2 separate regions of the Homo sapiens genome follow, and region 2 is linked to region 1. Evidence: chromatin loops called from intact Hi-C (ENCODE). Cell type or tissue: Caco-2. All regions are shown on one strand. Each heading gives the region's core, and the rest is flanking DNA. Links, peaks and the distances in the headings are about the cores only.

Region 1 (8,329 bases), core at 287-8,286:
TAGTAGAGATGGGGCTTCACCGTGTTGGCCACGCTAGTCTCGAACTCGTGGCCTCAAGTGATCTGCCCGCCTTGGCCTCCCAAAGTGCTAGGATTACAGGCGTGAGCCACTGCACCTAGCTGAGCCATTCTTTTATGATTTAGAAAACTTTCTCCAACAAAAACCAGCTCATGTCATACATGTGATTTTTGTATTCTCCCTTATCACCTCATAGAATAGAACTCGTTTTCTAAGTCAATGATTGAATGTACATCTACCAGATTATTTTACATGGCTGTATAGTATTTTATCATATGGATGTACATTTTCATTTTATTCAGGTTAAAGCTTCAAAGGTAGTTTACTTAAGAGAGTTGGGAAGAACCAAGGAAGTGGCCCCTAAATGATAGCCCTGCTTCATATTTATTGGACACTTTCTGTGTGCCAGGCATCCTGCCTTACCTGATTTGAACCTTACCACAGCCCTCTGTAGGGACTGTAATTAACCCATTCTACAAATGGGGAAGCTGAGTCTTGACTTCCCTGGATTACACAGCTGGGAAAAGGTGGAACCAAGGGCAAGCCCGAATTGCCTGACTCCAAACCTCTGTACCTACTGCCTCTGCAGAGCAGGACAGCTCTAATCTGAATGAGCCTGAAAGTCCCCTGGAGGCTGGACCCCATTCCCAGAGTCTCTGAGGCACTGGGACCCCACAATGTGCATTTCTGACAAATTCCTGGTGATGCTAATGCTGCTGGCCCGAGGGCCACACTTGGAGACTTCTGCATATGGCAATCTGCTACATTAGGTATAGCTCTTTTTTAGCACGATTCCTCTACAGGGAACCTCCCTGTCTGTCTCCTGCTTACCCATGAGGCTGTCCCCTTGCCTCCACCTTTTTAATTAATTAATTTGTTTTTATTTTGTTTTTGGCAACAGAGTCTTGCTCTCTCACCCAGTTTGGAATGCAGTGGTGCGATCATGACTCACTGCAGCCTTGACTTCTGGGCTGAAACAATACTCCCACCTCAGCCTCCCGAGTAGCTGGGACCACAAGCATCTACCACCATACTCAGCTAGTTTTAAAAATTTTTTTGTAGAGACAGGGTCTCACTTTATTGCCCAGGCTGGTCTCAAACTCCTGGGCTGAAGCGATCCTCCTGTCCTGGCCTCTCAAAGTGTTGGGATTATAAGCGTGAACCACCGTGCCTGGCCCCTGTCCCCACCTTGAGTAAATCAAGCATGTCTTGAAGTCTAGACCCAAGAGAATGAATCAGTGAGGTCCCAACAGGGGCTCCCAAGTTAAAGATGAGGCAGCCTTAGCCTATGAACTTGATTCTTTTGTTGCATGTTGAGTTCTGTGTGTATTTGTAACTCTGAGCCGTGAGCGTAGTCTCCTTTAGAAGTTCTGCCCTTAGCTCAGTAGGCTGCTCCGTATTTGGGAAGAGTTATGGTGGACAGCTGGACCAGAGAGTAAAGCCAGGGCTGTGCTGTCCTCTGGCCAGTGTGGTGGGGAAGGAAACTCCGACGGATCCCTATCAGGGCCACTTGTCCTGGCCATGTACCTCATGTGGGGTGGCTCTTGTTGCCTGCTCCATTGGTTAGATTTTATGCATAGCAAACCACCCAAAACTTAGTGACTTCTTTAGGATGACAGCCATTTGTTTAGCTCATGATTCTGTGGGTCAGCATTTTGGAGTGGGCTCCATTTCTTCAGGTCTTGCGGTTGGGTCTTGCAGATGTGCCTGCCCATGGTGGGCAGGTCAGCTGGGGGCTGGTTGCTGTAGGATGGCCTCAGCTGGGGCGCCCTGTCTCTGTTCTGTGTATTCTCTCATCCTCTAGCAGGCAAGCCTGGCCATGTGCTCATGGTGGCTGGCAAAGTCCTAAAAAAAGAGTGGAAGCAGCAAGGCCCCCTGGGACCTATGCTCAGAGCAGGCATGATGGATAACAGTCACTTCCAAGGCATTCAGTTGGTCAAGCAAGTGGCAAGGCCAGCACAGATTCAAGGGGGTGGGGGAATAACTGTCATCTCTTGATGGAAGGAGATGCAAAGTCACATTGCAGAGCATGTGGATACAGGGAGGGGTGGAGCATGGTGGCCATTTTTGCAATCTGAGCCTGTAGGAGCCGTGGATGAGGGTGTGCGGTGGCCCTTGCAGGGGTACAGATGTGCTTCAGCAGGTCTCATCTGCACCCTGTCTCTCCCCCAAGACCTCCTTAATGGAGTGAAGCTGGTGGTGGAGACACCCGAGGAGACCCTGTTCACCTACCAAGGGGCCAGTGTGATCCTGCCCTGCCGCTACCGCTACGAGCCGGCCCTGGTCTCCCCGCGGCGTGTGCGTGTCAAATGGTGGAAGCTGTCGGAGAACGGGGCCCCAGAGAAGGACGTGCTGGTGGCCATCGGGCTGAGGCACCGCTCCTTTGGGGACTACCAAGGCCGCGTGCACCTGCGGCAGGACAAAGAGCATGACGTCTCGCTGGAGATCCAGGATCTGCGGCTGGAGGACTATGGGCGTTACCGCTGTGAGGTCATTGACGGGCTGGAGGATGAAAGCGGTCTGGTGGAGCTGGAGCTGCGGGGTGAGATGCTAACGGGGACTGGGTGACACTGGGACCTGAGAGCAGAGGGGAGAGGACCAGAGAAAACATCCAGACCTCTGTGCTTTAGACATTTAAAAGTACTTAATTCTCAAAACAACCCACATGGAAGCTACTGTTGTGACCCCCATTTTACAGGTGAGAAAACTGAGGCACAGAGAGGTCAAGTAACTTACCTAAGGTCACACAGCTTGTAAACGACAGAGCTGGGGTCTGAACCCAAGCACCCAGCCTCTAGAATCTGTTCCCCTCTACCCGCTGTAATTCACATCTCATTCAGAGAGAGGAAAACCAGAGCTGGTCCCACAGCTTATTAGAGACAGAGCTGAGATTTAAGCAAGGTTAGCGGGTAACACAAGCGAATGAGGCAGCCCACTGTGAGACGATGGGAGTGGTGGGGACTGGGCACACTCCTGAGCCCTTGTCCTGTGCCCAGGGAGCTCCCACACTACTCAGGCCCAGCTGATGATGCCACGCCAGAATGCAGACCCCACTGCCAAATTTTCTGGCTTGACAAGATAAGCTTATATTTTTATGTGAGATCTCCTGATTTTTATGTAAAAACCTCCTTTTTAAAAACAAAACAAAACAAAAAACAAACAAAAAGCCCCCCCAAAACCAAAAACAAAAACCCAGTGCTGTCCAAACCAGCCACACCCTGCAAGCCGGATCTTGTATGTGGGGTCCCTGTTTGATCTTTAATTTGTATTTACCTTCTCTGTCTCTAGGATGGGGCTGTGTGTCCTCACATCTCTCCCACATGTTAGGGAGGCAGTTCGGGGATAGAGGAAGGTGACCTGACTTTAGCCCCAGCCCGTCCCAGCTATGACATGTGGGTAAATGCCTCATCCCCCTTAGAGCCCTGGGCCTCTCAGGTGTAAAATGGGGTATCACAATCTTTCCTCCTTTACCTCCCTCAGAGGCAATGAGGATAAGATGTATGTCCTTAAAATGCGTTCTCTGTCTTTGCCACCAGTGTCCACATGGCTTACATGGTGGCTCAGAGGGGCCGCATTCCTCATTCTTGAAGTTGGGGTGGCAGTGGAGTTGGGGAGAACCTGCAAGAGTCATTGGTCTGGGGTCTGCAGGGGCAGCCTAGAGAAACAGGGAGCCCTCACCCCATTCCCGGGGCTTCAAGGGCTAGGAATTTGGGGTGGAACCAGGCATGAAATAGTCCCCCTGCAAACACACGTAGAGGCTGCAAGCTGACTGTCAGGGCCCATGGGCTTCTCTGCCGCCCAACCTGGCTTTGCCCAGGTGCCTGGCTTCCGGCCCTGGTGAGATCGGAGGTTTGGGGCTCAGGCTGTTCCTGGGTCCTTGGCCACACGGAGGAGATTCCAAAGTGTCCTTCCCAGACCCCTAGGGTCACCTCCACTCCCTAAGGTTTCATTGACTTGGTAGAGACTACATCTCAGAAGTTTAAAAACTTTTTATTAGAGTAAAATTTCAAACACGAACATATCTTTTCAGGGCCTGTGGCCTCTATCAGACCCTGACCACAAGGAGAGAAACCGCCTGCCCCAGACCTCCCTGCCCTTGAGCCTCCTTTATGGAAGGCCCTTCCCCAACCCTCTCCCCACGGCCTCTAGGGCCTCTCCTTCTCCTGAAAATCATCTGCCACACGTGGAAAGTTCCTTGCATTTTCCTAGGAAATTTCCACATTCATAATAACGTAGACGATCGGGTCCCAGCTAACGAGTGGGGAGCTGGGAGTCAAACCTGGCCCCTAGAGCCCAAAGCCCGGGCCTGTCTGGAGAAGATGGCACAGCCTCACTGGGGGTCTGGCGACAGCCTTGCGGATTAGGTTGGGGACATTGTTGGGGACATTAATGGACTAATTAATTACCTTAACTCATGGATGTTTTCTGAGTACTGCTGTGAACCAGCTGAGTCCCAGGAGAGAGGCGGCAACGGACAGGAGGTCAGAGGTTTGCTGAGTTTTTCTGAGGGATGGTGTATGTGTGTGTGTTGCAGGCAGCACATGTCCCAGTGAAGGTGGGAGGAGAGCGGGGTGTCCAGCCAGCTGGGCCCCTGGCCACCCCCTAAGCTCCTCTTTCCTTCCCCTGCAGGTGTGGTCTTTCCTTACCAGTCCCCCAACGGGCGCTACCAGTTCAACTTCCACGAGGGCCAGCAGGTCTGTGCAGAGCAGGCTGCGGTGGTGGCCTCCTTTGAGCAGCTCTTCCGGGCCTGGGAGGAGGGCCTGGACTGGTGCAACGCGGGCTGGCTGCAGGATGCCACGGTGCAGTACCCCATCATGTTGCCCCGGCAGCCCTGCGGTGGCCCGGGCCTGGCACCTGGCGTGCGAAGCTACGGCCCCCGCCACCGCCGCCTGCACCGCTATGATGTATTCTGCTTCGCTACTGCCCTCAAGGGTGAGTGGAATAGCCAAGCGCGGGCCTGTGGGTTTGGTGGCCACCTGGGACCTGTGAGAGGGCAGCTTCTGGGGAGCTCTGGCCCCCTCTGCTGGCTCTGCTGGTACTGCCACCTGGAGGCCAAGAGCACCAGCCACCCTAGAAGCAGCATCTGGTTGAGTTTTGAGTGCTTTGCTGCTGCTGCGTTATGCAGGGCATAAATCATTGGTTTCTTCATTCATCAAATGTTTACTGAGTGCCTACCATATGCTGGGGCCTAGACTAGGCTCTCGGGAATCACAGACGAATAAAACACAGCCTGTCTTCACAAAGCAGCTCATTTCGTAGGAAGATGAACAAGTAAAAACAGAAACTGGTTCAGTGTCATATGCCAAGCCCTTGGAAAAGTGTCTGACACATAGTAGGTGTTCAGTAAATGACCGAATGGGCAAGAGACTCTGACTGGTCCAGCCTAGGTGGGGTGCCCACCCACCTAAATAGGGAAGGGTGGTGGGGGAGTGCAGACATGTCTGGAGGGACCTGGGTTCTATGGCAGGTGGGACAGAGCTCTCTGGGACAGGGTGAAGATTAGAAAGTGTTCTCTGCAGATGCCTGCAGTATGGTAGCTCCCTGGGCTCAGACGGGTCTTTGGGGCTGGCATCTCTGCAGACCCCGCTGTGCTCTCTGGCTGCCCCCTGCGCTGTACGGCACTCACGCCCCCTTTCCCCCAGGGCGGGTGTACTACCTGGAGCACCCTGAGAAGCTGACGCTGACAGAGGCAAGGGAGGCCTGCCAGGAAGATGATGCCACGATCGCCAAGGTGGGACAGCTCTTTGCCGCCTGGAAGTTCCATGGCCTGGACCGCTGCGACGCTGGCTGGCTGGCAGATGGTAGCGTCCGCTACCCTGTGGTTCACCCGCATCCTAACTGTGGGCCCCCAGAGCCTGGGGTCCGAAGCTTTGGCTTCCCCGACCCGCAGAGCCGCTTGTACGGTGTTTACTGCTACCGCCAGCACTAGGACCTGGGGCCCTCCCCTGCCGCATTCCCTCACTGGCTGTGTATTTATTGAGTGGTTCGTTTTCCCTTGTGGGTTGGAGCCATTTTAACTGTTTTTATACTTCTCAATTTAAATTTTCTTTAAACATTTTTTTACTATTTTTTGTAAAGCAAACAGAACCCAATGCCTCCCTTTGCTCCTGGATGCCCCACTCCAGGAATCATGCTTGCTCCCCTGGGCCATTTGCGGTTTTGTGGGCTTCTGGAGGGTTCCCCGCCATCCAGGCTGGTCTCCCTCCCTTAAGGAGGTTGGTGCCCAGAGTGGGCGGTGGCCTGTCTAGAATGCCGCCGGGAGTCCGGGCATGGTGGGCACAGTTCTCCCTGCCCCTCAGCCTGGGGGAAGAAGAGGGCCTCGGGGGCCTCCGGAGCTGGGCTTTGGGCCTCTCCTGCCCACCTCTACTTCTCTGTGAAGCCGCTGACCCCAGTCTGCCCACTGAGGGGCTAGGGCTGGAAGCCAGTTCTAGGCTTCCAGGCGAAAGCTGAGGGAAGGAAGAAACTCCCCTCCCCGTTCCCCTTCCCCTCTCGGTTCCAAAGAATCTGTTTTGTTGTCATTTGTTTCTCCTGTTTCCCTGTGTGGGGAGGGGCCCTCAGGTGTGTGTACTTTGGACAATAAATGGTGCTATGACTGCCTTCCGCCATCCCCAGCCCTTTTCTGTGTCTCCATCTCGTTCGGTCTCAGGGCGCAGCCCCCTGCCTGGTGGGTGTGGTGGGGGCAGTTCTAGCCCAGGCTTCATAGGTTGGCTGGGTCAGGTCCCTGGGGTGAACAGGGAACTCTGCGGGCTGGTTCTAGCCTTGCCTGCTCAATGGTTCACCCGGTCCTGGGTGCTGGCCTAGTGGCAGAGGACCTGGCTTCTGTCTTCACCATCCCCACCCCTTGGCAGTGCGTCTGTCTGTGTGAGGCTCAGCAGAAGAGCCAGAGGTGTCTGTCAGAAGACAGAGGAGGCTACGCCCTCCAGAGGACCTCAGAGGCCAGGGATCTAGGGGCCAGTGCTCCGTGTGCCTCACCCTCTGCCTCCCACTCCCACCCCCGCCTCAGGAAACTTGACTTGTTGCCTTGCGCAGGAACGCCTCTGCCACTCACCAACCAGTTATTCCTTCGGTTCTTCCCTTAGCTCAGTGCTCCTCATAGTGTGGTCGGCAGCATCAGCATCACTGGGATCTTGTTAGAAGTGCAAATTCCTGGGCCCCAGCAGAGACCTGCTGAGTCAGAAAGTCTGGGGTGTGGACCGGCACCCTCTGTTGTCACCAAAGCCCTTTAGGTGATTCTGATGCACGTTCAAGTTTGAAAACCACTGACAGTCGCACCACCAACTAATCAGTTAATGAAGTAATGATTGAGCGCCTACTATGTGACCAGTGCTGTACACTCTACTTTGGCCCACTGTTCTTTCTAGAGGTAGAGATGCAAGTATGTATATATATACGAACAAACAGCTGTACACACGCCCACGCCTGAAAAGATACCAGGACCCAGGAACTCACACTGGCCTGCAAGAACCAACACACACACATATTCACACAGACTCAATGGCGTGTCCAGCGACTGTGACGAGGGAGGCGTCTGAGGAGGTGGCACTGGTGGAAGGATACTGCCTGGCATGCGTGTGTGGGCTCAACTCTCAAGGTTTGTCAGGGGAATCCGTAAACAATTAGAATTGTTTTCATTGCTATTCTACAGTGTACTTTTTTTATTTTTTATTTATTTTTTATTTTTTTGACAGAGTCTTGCTCTGTTGCCCAGGCTGGAATGCAGTGGTGCGATCTTGGCTCACGGCTCACTGCAACCTCCACCTGCCGGGTTCAAGCAATTCTCCTGCCTCAGCCTCCCGAGTAGCTGGGATTACAGGTGCATGCTGCCATGCATGGCCAATTTTTGTATTTTTTTAGTAGAGACAGGGTTTCACCATGTTGGCCAGGCTGGTCTTGAATTCTTGACCTTGTGATCCACTGGCCTCAGCCTCCCAAAGTGCTGGGATTCCAGGCGTGAGCCACTGTGCCCGGTCTCTATAGTGTACTTAAGGGCAGGATGCCCAGACCTTTTTGCTAGTAGCTGGCAAGCAGTTTACCTTGAAAATGTGTAAGCAAGATTCACTGTTCTCAGACTGTCTGCAGTTTGTTTTTTCCTTCCCTTCTTATAAATCCTGATTTTTGCCTCTGTTCTTGGATTCAGTCTACCAACCCACCAGAGCAGTGTGATCACAAAGAACCAAAGCATGCAAGGTGACCAGATGTCTGGCTTGAGTTGCTCTTTGACAGTGCCCACTTGTAAATCCATATGGCACCGACTGACGCATGTCACACGTGACAGGCACAGCCAGGTACACACATGTAGAGACATATCACA
Region 2 (8,329 bases), core at 201-8,200, 290 kb before region 1:
ACTGCTCTTTGGCTATCCAGACAGAAGTTCCCAGATGCCCCTTGGGATAAGAGGAAACAGGGCCTCAGCAGTGCCAAAGCGTGGAGGTACCATGTATCAAATGTACAATGCTTCTTAAAAGGTAGGTCACAAGAACCGTGTCTAGATAATCATGGATATCAAAGCAGATTTCAGGGTGTGCATGAGCACATATGCTCACACACAGACCTAAATAAAAGCTAGGCCAGCCTGGACAAAATGGTGAGACCCCACCTCTACACACTACAGGTGTGTCCTTGTAGTCCCCGCTACTTAGGAGGCTGAGGCAAGAGGATCCCTTGAGCCGGGGAGGCAGAGGCTACAGTGAGCCAAGATCGCATCACTGCACTCCAGCCTGGGTGACAGAGTGAGACCCTGTCTCAAAAAAATAAAATAAGTAAATAAATAAATAAATGCAAGAGCAAAATCCTTTGAGATTAGCTTCCTAGGCTACAAATTGGGATGCTATACCCATGTGTATGATGATTCATGGTGTTAAGAAAAGTAGCAAGTGGATGTTATTTACAGAATCTTCTTGACAGAGTTGGAAAGGAGAGGAAAGATAAACTTCAGTCCAGAGGGACTGCCAGGATGCTCTGTAGGATTAGGGTAAAACGTTCTTGGTGACATAGGGACAGGGTGCCAAGGGAGGCAGGCTCATTCAAAAATACACAGATGAGACCTCTTAACAGAGAGGGTTGTTTGGGCCTCATTTGCCCAGGAGAGATGATCTCAGCTGGTGTCCCCTTGGGAAGTTATTGAAGCCATGTTATGTCTCAGCAGCTTTGCTAAGAGGAGGAGGTGAATGGCCATATTACAAGTGAAGGGATTCATCACATCCTTCTAAGGCCCAACCTCAAACTCTGTAGGGAGCCAATTTAAAATCTAACATGGAAAGATAGGGATGTCGACGCAAAGCACATACAAAATAGACTGGCATGAGAAGAGTACGGATTTACAATGGAAACGGGAGTTGTTGACTTTGGCACCAGCTCAGAGGTTTTGGCATTCTTAATAGAGTTGAACAGCTCCTTCCCTAATCATCAAGCCATGGGGGAAAGTATCTTTTGAGCCTGGGGTAAACTCCCCTTATATCTGTCTTCTTTTGTGGTAGGATGTAGCCTAAGCCAGGCCGGCACAGCCCCATGCAGTTCTTAAGCTGCAGTGTGCATAGAATCACCTGGAGAGGGTGTTAGAAATGACCATTCCTGGGCCTCAACTCCAGAGAAGCTGATTCTGTAAGATGGGGACCAAGCCCAGGAATCTATAGTGACTTTGTTTTTGAGTAGGTAATTCATGCCCATGGTAGAAAATTCAAATGCTGTAAAAGATGGAGTGAAAGGTAAGTTTCCTATATTCTTTTTAAAAATACCAGTGGTAACATACACATTGTTCGGTGGCTCTTTTTTTCCCTTTACAATATGTCTGGCAATATTATGCATCAATACACTTGAAACTGCCCTATTCTTTTTTATTTTTAATGGGGTATAACATACATACAGGAAAATGCACAATCAATGAAATTTTACACATTTATACCCAGGTAAGCATTGCCCAGATGAAGACGCAGAATATTTTTGACACCCCTGGAGGCCTCCTCATGCCTCTTCCCAGACAGTATCCCCTATACTTTTGACTAATAATCATGATCTGGAAATGCTGGGGGCTTAGAAGGAGCTTAAGCAAGAGATGCCTAAAACTAAGGGAAAAACCGGGCCAAGAGCTGCTTCCTCCCAAACAGCAGGACCCAGGCACCAACTTTGAGAAGGCAGCCCGTCTCCCTCTCCAGTGAGATAGTAGAGGATCAAGCTGCTTATTTTTCTCCCTCTTACACTCAGCAGAGGCTGGGGCAGTTTGCAGGCCTTCAATAAAGAGTTGCTGAATTGAGTGGATTCTGATGACAAGGCCTCTGAATGGGCCCTGAGGACAGGGAAGGAACAAAAACCTGGTCCAGAAGGATCCTTGAACTCTTAACTTTGGAATGTGAAATGCCAGACTGTTGTCCCCACCGAAGTCAGATTCATTCAAGTTTCTTTTTGTTCGTTTGTTTTTGAGACAGAGTCTCGCTCTGTCACCCAGGCTGGAGTGCAGTGGCACAATCTTGGCTCACTACAACCTCTGCCTCTCAGGTTCAAGCGATCCTCCTGCCTCAGCCCCCTGAGTAGCTGGGGTTACAGGCATGTGCCACCATGTCCAGCTAATTTTTGTATTTTTAGTAGAGACAGGGTTTTGTCTTGTTGGCCAGTCTGGTCTTGAACTCCTGACCTCAGGTGATCTGCCTGCCTCCGCCTCCCAAAGTGCTGGGATTACAGGCATGAGCCACTGCCCTGGCCAAGTTTCTCTTTTTAAGAAGGTAGCAATGGAAGGAATATTATGCCTCCAGGGAATGCTGGATTTCAAAATGTAGCTGTGATATAAAAAAGGGGATGTGCAAACAAACAGCTGAGAGCACAATGAGCAATTAGCTGATATCAGCTTCTACACCACGCAACAAATAAAAAATTTAGAAATCCCAAAGGAGACATTTGTTCACCTCCCTTGGGCCATAACAGGCACTGAAAACCAGGCCTTAAAGGAGCAGCCTGGCCTCATGGCTAAGTGAAAAGGCCCTGTGGCCAGACTGCTTGGGCCTACCACTTAGTGGCCCCAAATGTTCTCAATTTCTCTTTGATGACAAGTAACCCCCGTATACAGGGAAAATCTTCAGCTTCCAGGCTCCTTTCTGGAGGCTTAGAACCTACAGGAATAGGATGAGGCCTGGGAATGGGAACTTTCAACAAACAGCCCAGACAATTTTTGTAGTGAGGAAACTGTGCAAAATACCGTTACCTTGGGTAAGTTACCAAACTCTCCTAGGTCTGTTTCATCATCTGTAAAATGGAAGTAACAAGAGTAAAGACTTCGTAGAGTTGTTTAGAGATGTGAATAAAGTGATATACATAAACAGCTTAGATCAGGGTCCAGAGCATAATAAGCATTCAATGTTAATGGCTATAACTGACTCTAATTATTTTCTCTTTTAAAAATATGTAAGTATACCCATGTTTATAGCAGCATTATTCACAATAGCCAAAAAGTGGAACCAACCCAAGTGTGCCTTGATGGATGAATGGATAAGAGCAATGTGGTACATGTGTACAATGCAATATTATTCAGCTTTAAAAGGGAAGGACATCCCGTCACATGCTACAGCATGGAAGAACCTTGAGGACATTATGCTACATGAAGTAAACCACTCACAAAAGGACAAATACTGTAGGATCCTACTTATGTGACATACCTGGACTAGTAAAATTTACAGATGGAAAATAGAATGGTGGTTGCCAGGGGCTAGGGAGTTGTTGTTTAATGGGTATAGTTTTAGTTTTGCAAGATGAAAAAATTCTGGAGATTGGCTGCAAAACAATCAATATACTTAACACTACTGAACTGTACACTTAAAAATGGTTAGGATGAAATTTTGTTATGTACATTTTATCACAATTAAAAATATATTTAAACAAGAGTGTAGCTGATCTAAAATTTAGGGTTTTCTCTAAAGTAGTGTTCTTCAACCTGATTGCACATTAGAATCACCTGGGGATTTTTTTTAAAAAAAAAGCAGGAAAAATATTTATTATAGGGTATTAAATGGCTTACTGAATCATTGAGAGAGTTAAAGAAATAGCCTCAAAGCCAAACACCTGGGGAGCTTCTAAAACACCCATACTAATGCCTGGGGCCTCCCCAGCTTCATTAAGTCAGAACGTCTGGGGGTGGGATCTGGCCATGGGTGTTCTTCTACAAGATCCTCAGGTGCAACCACTGTGGCTGTGGCGCACTGCTCTAAGGAACGAGGCTCTCTCCAGCTCAGACCAATGCGAGAAGGCATTTTTTTGAAGCACTCTCTCATCTCTGGGCCACCCCTTTTCAGACTCCCTTTCCTTTCTACTTGCAGTAAACAACCTTCACAGATGGGGGCGCTGCTTAGCCTTTCGGAAGCTTAGCCTGGTAGCAGTTTTCCAAACATTTCCTCAAAGCAAGGTTTCCACAGGTAGCACATCGCCGTTCAACACAACCAGGCGCTTCCTGTAGATCCACTAATACCTAACAAACAGAAAATTTAAATGCCTTTAAATCCATGTAACTGCTTTCTGGTAATCTTTCTTGTAAAGAGTGAATTGGAAAAGCTGCACGGAGGTTATATATTACTGCAAGAATGATGCTCTAGCTCAGTGGTTCTCAGAGTGTGGCCCCTGAGCAAGCAGCATCAGCATTGCCTGGGAACTGGTTCAAATGCACATTCTTGGACCTCACCCCAAACCCACGGAATCAGAAACTCAAGGGGCTCAATGAGCTTGCAGGACCTCACCTCCAGAGATTCTGATTCCACTGGTCTGGGTGGGCTGAGAAGTTGCTTTTCTAACAAGTTCTCAGGTGATGCTGACGTTGTTGGTCCAGAGACCACACTTTGAGAACCATTGTCCTAGTTGACAGAAAAGCTGGATGAAATCTTTTCTTTTTTCTTTTGGAGATGGAGTTTTGCTCGTTGCCCAGGCTGGAGTGCAGTGGTGCGATCTTGACTCACTGCAACCTCTGCCTCCCGGGTTCAAACGATTCTCCTGCCTCAGCCTCGTGAGTAGCTGGGATTACAGGCGCCCACCACCACGCCGGGCTAATTTTTGTATTTTTAGTAGAGGCGGGGCTTCACCATGTTGGCCAGGCTGGTCTTGAACTCCTGACCTTGTGATCCGCCCCCCTCGGCCTCCCAAAGTGCTGGGATTACAGGTGTGAGCCACCGCGCCCGGCCTCTTTTGTCTTTTAAAAGTGCAGCTCGAAAAGATGCTTCATGTCACTCATTGTTAAATAGATGCAAGTTAAAATGACACTTAGAAATCATTTTCCACTGCCCATGTTAGAAAAGATGAAGTTTGCCAATACCCAGGACTGGAAGAAGTGTGGGTAACAGGCCCTCTGGTCCATCCACTGTTGAGGGAGTACACATTGGTATAGGCCTTGGAAGGCAATGTGGTAACATCTGTTCATGTTTTTTAAAGTACAAACCTTTGGTCTAGTAATTCTGCCTTTGGGGACTTTATACTGCATATGTATGTAAACATGTACATGCAAGAATGTTCACTGCAGCATTTTGGTGTTTGTAGCAGCAAAGGTTTGGAAACAACCTAAATTTCCATCAGTAGAGGACTGGTTAAATGAAGGACTACACTGTGGTGAAAAAGGATGAATCTGGCCGGGCGCGGTGGCTGATGCTTGTAATCCCAGCACTTTGGGAGGCTGAGGCGGGTGGATCATTTGAGTTCAGGAGTTCAAGACCAGCCTGGCCAACATGGTGAAACCCTGTCTCTGCTAAAAATACAAAAATTATCCAGGCAGTGGTGACACGTGCCTGTAGTCCCAGCTACTTGGGAGGCTGAGGTGGGAGAATCGCTTGAGCCTGGGAAGGGAGGTTGCAGTGAGCCAAGATTGTGCCACTACACTCCAGTCTGAGTGACAGAGTGAGACCCCGTCTCCAAAAAAAAAAAAAAAAAAAAAAAAAAAAAAAAAGAATCTGATCTGACATGGAATGGCTCTGAGCCATCTTAAGGGATAAAAACAAGGGGTGAAACAGTGGGGCTGGCACCCTCTCCCGTGTTTGCTTGGGTTTTAAGGGATTACATACACACATATCTGACTGAATATTCACTGGGAAATTGCAGCAGATATTGATTTCCTGGGGAGAAAAACTGGGGGTCTAGGGTAGGAAAAAGATCTAGTTTCACTCATTGTATGTAGCCTTTGGCACAGTTTGACTGTTTTTCTCATGTGTATTTATTTCTTTTTAAATATGAATCTAACCAGTTTTAAAATCTAGCAAAAAAATAAGGGAAAAAAAGATGTTTACATTTCCTCAGGCCAGTTTCGACAATGCTAAAGACACCCAACATATCACTCATGCTGGAGCAATGGTTTGTGCTGGGGACATTATTTGCCTGCCTAAGAAATAGTACTGAGAAACTTATTTTAAATTGTTATTAAATATTTACTTCTCCACCGCTTCCTAAGGTTTCTGCCTAATTTTGTCATCTCTTAGCTAACTATATCTTTATGTTTGGTTCCAACATTGAATGAGACTCTATTAGATTATAAACTCCATGAAGCAAAGATATTCTTGCTCTTGTTCACCACTGTATCTGTGAGGCCAGATACTTGGTGGGCACTCAATCAGTGTTACCTAAATGAATGGATGAAACAACAGATGTACAGTGTTCAGCCTCTCTTCTAGGAACTTAAACACAGACAAGGAAGCAGATTTAAAGACATGAAATGACTTGTCCACCCTCACATAATGAGTAGGGCCATGTCTACTCATGACCGTGTCTACTCAAAGTCCAACGCTAGACTTTGGACCATGTCAACCCCAAAGCCCAAGCCCCTTGCCTTATATCACAAATCTACTTAGGTAATAGTACTCCAGAGATTTATGCTTCAATTATTAAACATCTTACTCCCCCCAACCATTTGATTCCTTTTATTATTTTTATTCTTATTTTTTTGAGACGGTCTCGCTCTGTCTCCCTAGGCTGGAGTACAGTGGCATGATCATGGCTCACTGCAGCCTTGACCTCCCCAAGCTCAAGACGTCCTTCCACCTTAGCCTCTTGAGTAGCTGGGACTATAGGCACATGCCACCAAACCCAGCTAATTTCTGATTTTTTGTAGAGATGGGCGAACTTGCCTGGGAGGTTCCACTATGTTGCCCAGGCTGGTCTCGAACTTCTGAGCTCAAGAGGTCTGCCCACCTTGGCTTCCTTTCCCAAAGTGCTGAGATTACAGGTGTGAGCCACTGCACCCAGCTTTGATTCCTTTTAGACCCATCTATCATTACTCAGGTTTGAGACTAATTATTTGAGACCTAGAGCAGATGTTCAGATGTCATTGGGACAGTTACAAAACTCAGATTTGCTACACTACTGAGGAGCAATTACAGCTAATTGTGTAGGCACTTTGGGAGCCTCAATTTAATTAAATCCAAACACATCTGATCTGGATAAAGGGCCAACCCTGCCTGATGTCAGACAGACTGCTGGATGTTCTGTGAAGAGATGCCACCTCTCCCATGCAAGGGAAGGGCAAAGACATGGTGCCCAGCTCCAGGATCAGCCTTCTGGAAGGTCCTCCTGGGACCTCCCCTGATGTCAGTTACCAAACACCTTTAGTGCCTGGGGCCTCTCCCTGGCCTGTTATTACTAACAGCTACATTAATCTGTTTTTAAATGAGGCTCTATGTATTTAATTCTTATGGGATTAGCACTAGGTAACTATATAATCTTGCTGCCGCTTTTTAAAGTAAGATGAAATCTGAAACACTAGCTGGGCCTTAGACAGATGAGTATTGCACGGCCATTTTGGAAAGGCAACTTGCTGGGAACAGAAAAGACCCCTCACCTTTTTCTCAAGCCCCTACACCTAAAGAAGGACAAGGCAAAGGCTGCCTGAAAGCTATTATTTCAACAGCCACTTCCCCAAATGACACTAGCATGACTAAATAGGCTAAAATACAGGGACTCGAGACTTGGTGTTCCTTGTGGATGGAGACTCTGAGTCATCTCTGTATGTTCCATGCCAGGCCCATGCATGGCATCTGTGGATATGCCACAAAATGTCAGGTGGATAAGAAGGAAGTTTGAATCGTCTGGAATAAAGGCACACAGTACTCGCCAGCATGAGTAAGCAGGGGACATGAAAGAGGTACTTGAATATCTTTCCCACTAAGTTTAGCCTAAGAGAAAAATACAGTTAAGCTAACATGGCTCGCTGACAGGTGGGCGGTTAGGGGCCTAGCAGCCCCTGTCACTTCCATAGTAAAAGTATGTGAGTCATTTCTTAAAGTCAAGGGGAAACTATCTTAAAGCTGAGTCATCCAGGAATACAATAGCTGTAGAAATAAAGTTAAGGCCCCTTTGTGCTATCAAATTAGTTGGCCTTGCCCTTATCTCTGAAATAAGGATTTTAAAAAATGAGTGTTTTCAGCCTTGTTTCCCCAGGTATAGGATGCCTAAAACTGCCCTCTTATGGCTAAAGGTTTAAGTATTCAGATATCATCCTGAAAGTGCAGAACTCACCACTCTTGGCCACTGTTCTGCTTTGGATATGACTCCCTGACACACTTCCTGAAGCTCCTGGCCCCTGGCTCTCAGCAGACGATCTTGCCAGGTGTTTTACTACGATGTCTGAGTTCTGCAAACTCACTACCTTCACTTTCACATTCTCTCTCTCCCTTCACCCATCTCTTCCTCCTCCCTTCCCATTGTGCCCTTCTGCCATTATAAAA

What was found. Hi-C counts contacts between places; a loop is a spot of excess contacts. Peaks named below come from ENCODE experiments on the same cell type or tissue, not always from the same donor. Only the 100,000 strongest peaks of a DNase experiment are listed, where the experiment ranks them.
Region 2: a loop joins it to region 1, with 4 times the contacts of the local background. A loop is called at or near these places in 2 of 110 quality-filtered maps.

What each region holds. Positions count from the first base shown.
Region 1 is chr15:88,875,588-88,883,916 of GRCh38, reverse strand. It overlaps HAPLN3 (hyaluronan and proteoglycan link protein 3), which reads left to right. Exons shown (of 5, transcript NM_178232.4): 3 at 2,192-2,560; 4 at 4,648-4,950; 5 at 5,661-6,623. The coding sequence ends at 5,947. Among named protein-coding and RNA genes, the nearest start is that of HAPLN3, 16 kb to the left of the region's middle. RefSeq lists an enhancer at 4,792-5,367. In Caco-2, for the core only: a CTCF peak has its summit at 5,047 (motif pointing left); a DNase peak (open chromatin) is centred at 5,006.
Region 2 is chr15:89,167,314-89,175,642 of GRCh38, reverse strand. All of the region lies in intron 5 of ABHD2 (abhydrolase domain containing 2, acylglycerol lipase), which reads right to left. Among named protein-coding and RNA genes, the nearest start is that of RLBP1, 50 kb to the left of the region's middle. RefSeq lists enhancers at 7,899-8,268, 7,178-8,329. In Caco-2, for the core only: a CTCF peak has its summit at 3,992; a DNase peak (open chromatin) is centred at 3,962.